2 separate regions of the Homo sapiens genome follow, and region 2 is linked to region 1. A link is an interaction called in ENCODE POLR2A ChIA-PET data of the cell type or tissue named here. Cell type or tissue: IMR-90. All regions are shown on one strand. Links, peaks and the distances in the headings refer to the core of each region. The heading gives the core; the rest is flanking DNA. Region 1 has its middle 6.2 kb from the start of PATE2. Region 2 has its middle 18 kb from the start of EI24.

Region 1 (2,908 bases), core at 409-2,908:
CTCCACTGCTGCAGTTGGTCAAGGGGACATAAGGTATATTTATTACGTCCTTCCTCTCCCACACCAGTCTCACTTCTGCTGGTCTAGGTGGCTTGACAGGTGGGATAACCCAGACCCTTATCCTTGAGGGGTCTGTGCTCCTGGTCTGTATGAACTTATGAGACTACGGCGTTGTATTTTCCTATTCACATTTCACACTGGGCAGGAGAATAACAAGAGATGCCCCAGTGGGGCATGTTTATGAATATGTTTGCCTGAACACCAAACGTATTCCTTACTGCCTTCATATATAGTAGTAGTCTACCTTCTTGTGATGTTCAGGACCAATTACTTCTTCCAGCATAGTAACTGCTTTCTGTGTCTGTTAGTCTACTGGCACAGGGAGCTCAAATTGTCCAGGAGGCAGCCGTAGCTTTAAGTTTTGAGAGACACCTACTGAGTCACCTGATGAAAGGGTTTCTCCTCTGGACATCAGGACATCTAGAGGCACACGATGTCAAGCTACAGGGCAGCAAACACAAATCCCCCAAGTGGTCTCCCAAATGGATCTCCAAGCTTGTTGGTTTCCAAACTCACGTTTCTGTCTGTCGGGGGCACTACACCATATAATGGCCATTGGCTTAATGTTCCTGGGTCTGAGAACTGGCTCGGGTATGAAAACTAGGCAAGGGATTATGACTTGTCATTCGTCAGTTGAAGCCCATATTCTGCTCATTCATTTTTTATTTCTTTTGATCATATGTATTAAGCACTACTCTTGGAGGAGCACACAACTTGTTCCTAAGAAAACCAGGTTTTATTCGTTATCTCTGTAGAGTTCTAGGGGCCAGGATTCTATGGCTACCATCCAGTCTTGCTACCCATTACAGGAATTTTGCCTACCTCGAATCTGATGATTAAGTGCTGACACCTGGCTCTTCCTAGCTCGTGATCCTATCTTCCCCGTTCTTAGGGAGCCCAATTCTGTGGCAGCGCCTCTTTCCATCAGCTCCAGCCTACAGAGGAAAGTCACTAGTGATCTTCTCAATTATGCTGACAAATCCTTCACCTGCAGATTTTTACTTCCCTGATACAGGCCAGCAAGTATTTCTTCCAAACTTACATAAGTGATCTACTCTAACATGCTGAATTCTCTGAGCCTTTCGTTCCCCTCTTCCGCAATCTGACAAGGCAGTTTTTGCATTTCTACTTTATTTAATGTGGGCTGACACTTTTTGCAACTTGTCAAGAGCCATCCATCGGTGGATCAGGAACAATCAGTCTCCAGTGCACTTATCATGGGAAAGTGCCACATAAAAAAATTCTCCCTTATTTGGTTTCATATTCCATCCTTATCAATCCAGCACCCTCAGAATTTACTTCCAGGTATGTTCTCCCAGTTGTAGCCAGAATATGTCAGGTAGGCTCTTCAGCTCCTTCAGTGTCAAATCCCTCTCCTCCCTTAAAAAGAGCAGCACTTCCCCAGTTTTTCTATGATGAGCTTTGACCCAATTCATTGCTCTGGTTGCCAGCAGAGAAAGTACGGGCAGATCCTGGGAAAGTCAGGCATTATCCTGTAAGACATTTTTGTGGTCTTTCCATGCTGTTCTAGCAAGAAGACTGCTATCTTCCTGCATGGTCATTGGGACAAAAGAAAAATTTCAGGGCTTAAGGAGTTAAGTATACCAATCCAGATATCCCCATTATCCCAAGTCTCAGAGTCACACTCCTTCCTTATGAGGGCCCTGACTTTGGCTCAGGAGACTTGTCTGGGCTAAGAATTTCATTCTCTCTAAAGTTCTCCAACCCTTACAGTTGAATGCCTTGCCTCATTATCAGCTGCAAGAAATGAAGGTATTTCTAAATGCTGCCAAGAAAGGCCTCTGACTCACACTTTGCTCTAAATTTTTGGATTAATAAATACGAGCCTGCTATTTTCTGTCTTTGGTGCTCCAATCATGCTTAGCAACAGCCATCCAATGCCACAATCCTTATCATCACTATCATCTCTGCATTTCTCAGAGTCAGAGATACCCACAAGCAAATTCATCTTCCACCTCTTCTAAGTCCAAGTTCACCACAATTGAAAGTTTTAACAATCACACTGCTACCACATATCAGCAACGGTCAGTACTCCAAATACCACCATAGGGTACTCATTGACATTTAGCCAGTTGAACAATCCAATGCAATATTCCTTATTATGGCCTGCTTTTTGTGACCACTCCTGTTACCAACTGTCTTTGGCCAGGTTCCACAGAAGCAGAACTTGAGAAGAGGATTCTGATGCAAATAATGCAGTGAGGAAGTGCTCTCAGGAGAAAACTATAAGGGAATGAGGCAAACGGTACAATGGGGTGATGCTTGAAGAAGATGTGATTCAGGTGAAGTCAGGCTTTGTCCAAAAGATAACTCTGGAACATAAATGACACTATACCCAGCCCCAACTTGTGCAAGTTAACCTCCCTTTTATTCACACATATCAGTCAACCATTGGCTGTGGGTCACCCTTGGGGAGAGGGCAAACCTTCCAGTCATTTCAAGTGAGAAGCTCCTCCTGTCTGAGAGCAATGCTCAGAAGAGTGCGGCCATGAGTTGTTAGCGGGAAAGAAGCAGAGTTTCTCAAGGGCTGGGCTGTCAGTAGCTGACTGCTTAGTCATAATTCAATAGGGATTTAATAACGTGGAGGACAGTGAGAGAGTACATTTTTATGTAACTTTGTAAGAAGTAAGAACAAATTCATAATGTGTTAAAGTTATAACAATGGTTGCTAGATAAAGCAGAGGATGGCTACACACAGAAGGAAAGGAGACAGCTAGGCTCGACCATGCTTGCTTGTGTCTTCCAAGCCTCCTTCTAAAGTGATCTGTGAGGGCCACAGCCCCTGTGTAGCCATGTCCTCCACAACACAACCACATGGCCTTTCGCA
Region 2 (2,917 bases), core at 235-2,734, 220 kb before region 1:
TGAAACCTTATAAAGGATTCCATCTAATCTTAACCAATTTGACCATAAGGTGAAATCTTTACAAATCCTTTATAACCCCTTTTTCTAAAGGGCAGATTAGTGTCTTAAGACAAACTTGCTGTGCTTTTATTTAAATGCTCAATTTATAAAAAGACCACATAATACCTTTTTGAATGTAGTTAATGTTTGTACATTTTTTGCAAGATTAATATTTACCATCTTTTCACAACTTACTTAAACCTTTAGCTGTATCATATAAAATTTAAGATAATCCCTCATCCCTGGGAAAATTTACATTTCCATGCTTTCTTATAATCTTTTACTAAAAGACATATTTTACTGTTTTTATATGCCTTGCATATAAAACTGTTTAGTGACCTTAAATACATGTTGCACTGTTAACTCTTAGCAACTTTTACTTTTGGTGAAAACTTAGTTAGTAAGCAATTTCAATCATGCACCAGGTGTGGAGCCTAGGATCCAGACAGAAGTGCAGATAAGGTCGGACTCTTTCCAGAGTCTAACTCCATGTATTCCAGGCCTTGCCTATCTGTAAAGCAGGCAGTATACAACCTTGGAACGTTTAGCAAACCTAGCATCTGACCTTGTATGATTTAGACCACCTATTTGCTTTTTGATGACACCTGCGTTTTATCAATAATCCCTAAGACTATTTTTATTTCTTTTTTTTTTTTTTTTTTTTGAGACAGAGTCTTGCTCTGTCACCCAGACTGGAGTACAGTGGCACCATCTCAGCTCACTGCAACCTCCACCTCATTGGTTCAAGTGATTTTCCTGCCTCAGCCTCCCGAGTAGCTGAGGTTACAGGTGCCCACCACCATGCCCAACTAATGTTTTTATTTTTAGTAGAGATGGGGTTTTGCCATGTTGGCCAGGCTGGTCTTGAACTCCTGACCTCAGGTGATCCATCCACGTCAGCCTCCCAAAGTGCTGGGATTACAGGCTTGAGCCACCGCGCCCAGCCTATTTTTATTTCTTAAAGATTAAAGTCATGTGAACTAAAAATATATTTGATTTAAGTGCTTATTTTCTTTTAGAGCCAGCTCTTTTTTACAGATATTACACACAACATATATATGCACAGACAGAAGAAGATTTAGCACTTGCAAGATTTGTCATTTGCCAGTTTCCTGATTAGATTACTGGCTTCAGGGTGGAGCCCTTGGAGGAACAGGGCAAGGCGACATGCATTTTTAGGGTCTAATAAGCAGGCACAGCTGATGGCAAAGACAGATCTCTAAAATTAAAGGATCCATTTTATACTGGACTTTGGATCCCCAAAAGGAGGGAAATACTATGAGAGAAGACAATGCAGTGCTTCTACTGTGTATTTCATTGCAAGGCAACACAAAGCCAATTGGCTTATTTTGTAATCAGCCCATCCCCCATGGGAGTCTCATCTCTTAGTTGTGGGTGGGGATGTTTCCATATCTTTCAGGTGGCCAAGAGCATGCTTCTCTGATTTATAACTATTATTAGCCATCCCTTAAACTGTATTTCCTACCTAGTTATTACACACCAAAACTCTCTCCTAATGTGAAGTAATTTAATACCCCCAAAACTCAAAATTGTCAGATAACACAATGCAAAACACAACAGAACCTTTGATTTTAAGAGAGAACTATGTGCTTTTAATTCCTGGGGTTTCATGAGGAAAACAGAGGTTTTTTTCCCAAAATGGGGTCTGTGGTGCCTCCTCTGTTTTTCCCTAGGAGTCCCATGCTACCAGAAGTTATCTTAGGACCTCTCATGCATGCATTAAGAGTGGGAAGACAAAAAAAAAAATAGAGAAAAATAATTCGGTTGACTGAAAAGAAAAAAAAAAAAAACCATTTTCCAAAAAAAAAACAAGATCCAAGAAGAGAAAAACATAAAGGCCTTTCAAATCTACCTATAAATTGAATATCCACTTTTAATTAACCTGGGCACTCTTTAAGAAAATCGTTTTAAATCCCTTGTTACTCAACTTTAACCATGCCAAGCAGTTAAGATTTTCAATTTTTGAACGTCACAAAATGTAACCTCACAGGTGAAACCAATGAGCCTTAATTAGGTTATGACTTAACCATGAGTATAAAAGGTATTTTCAAAAGGGTGATAAGGAGCTTTTGAAATTGTCATTGCAAAATTGTGACTGAGAAAGTGAAAGAGATCTGATCCAAACAGCTCCATTTTGCATCCAGCCCCCAAGTTGTCCTTGTCCATCCCAGGCATAGGCCAAACCAACTTTGGGAGGAGGCTGGTTTACAGTTTATAGTCTGAACCAAAGATGATAACAGCCCTTTCTTAAGATATACTTCCCTCTTGCCTGGGGACTGGACCAAGAACCTTGCCACAAGATTAGAAACCATGGCCTAGGAGTCACACAGCTGGAGGCTACACGATTTTGACCCTCCCCAAACTGCTCTCAAGATTGGTGCTTAAGATATTTTGTAAACCCTGCCCTTGATGGATCAGCTGCCACCACTCAGATTGACAAACTGGCTTATCTGATTTTGTGGCCCTCACCCAGGAATTGACTTGGTACAAGAATACAGCCACCATTGTAAAATGGCAGAGACTAAAACAAAGTATTGCCATGTGGTTACAGGTCATGTGCCCAAGGACATGAAACAAGATGGAGACTTGTAGCCTAGTTTGTTACTGACCATTTTGTTGTGCTGGCTTGAACAGCAGGCTTATGGGGTCCTGGGCCTGCATCCTAACCTAAGGTACCCTTTTTCTTTTGACAGAACCATACAGAAAGACTCACAAAGTACACCAGATTGACTACAGCTTAAGACCAACCTCACAAATCCTTTTTCATTAATTAAAACTTTACAGAGAATATAAACAATGATTCTTATTATGCTTTTTGCCAGTTTGCATAGGGAGAGAGAAGACAAAAGCTTGACTG

The links. Peaks named below come from ENCODE experiments on the same cell type or tissue, not always from the same donor. Only the 100,000 strongest peaks of a DNase experiment are listed, where the experiment ranks them.
Region 2: POLR2A ChIA-PET joins it to region 1 with 8 read pairs; 2 of 35 experiments call an interaction of 5 or more read pairs at or near these places.

Annotation. Positions count from the first base shown.
Region 1 is chr11:125,771,127-125,774,034 of GRCh38, forward strand. No RefSeq gene overlaps it. Among named protein-coding and RNA genes, the nearest start is that of PATE2, 6.2 kb to the right of the region's middle. In IMR-90, for the core only: no CTCF peak of the experiment used is centred there; a DNase peak (open chromatin) is centred at 1,875.
Region 2 is chr11:125,549,608-125,552,524 of GRCh38, forward strand. No RefSeq gene overlaps it. Among named protein-coding and RNA genes, the nearest start is that of EI24, 18 kb to the right of the region's middle. In IMR-90, for the core only: no CTCF peak of the experiment used is centred there; no DNase peak of the experiment used is centred there.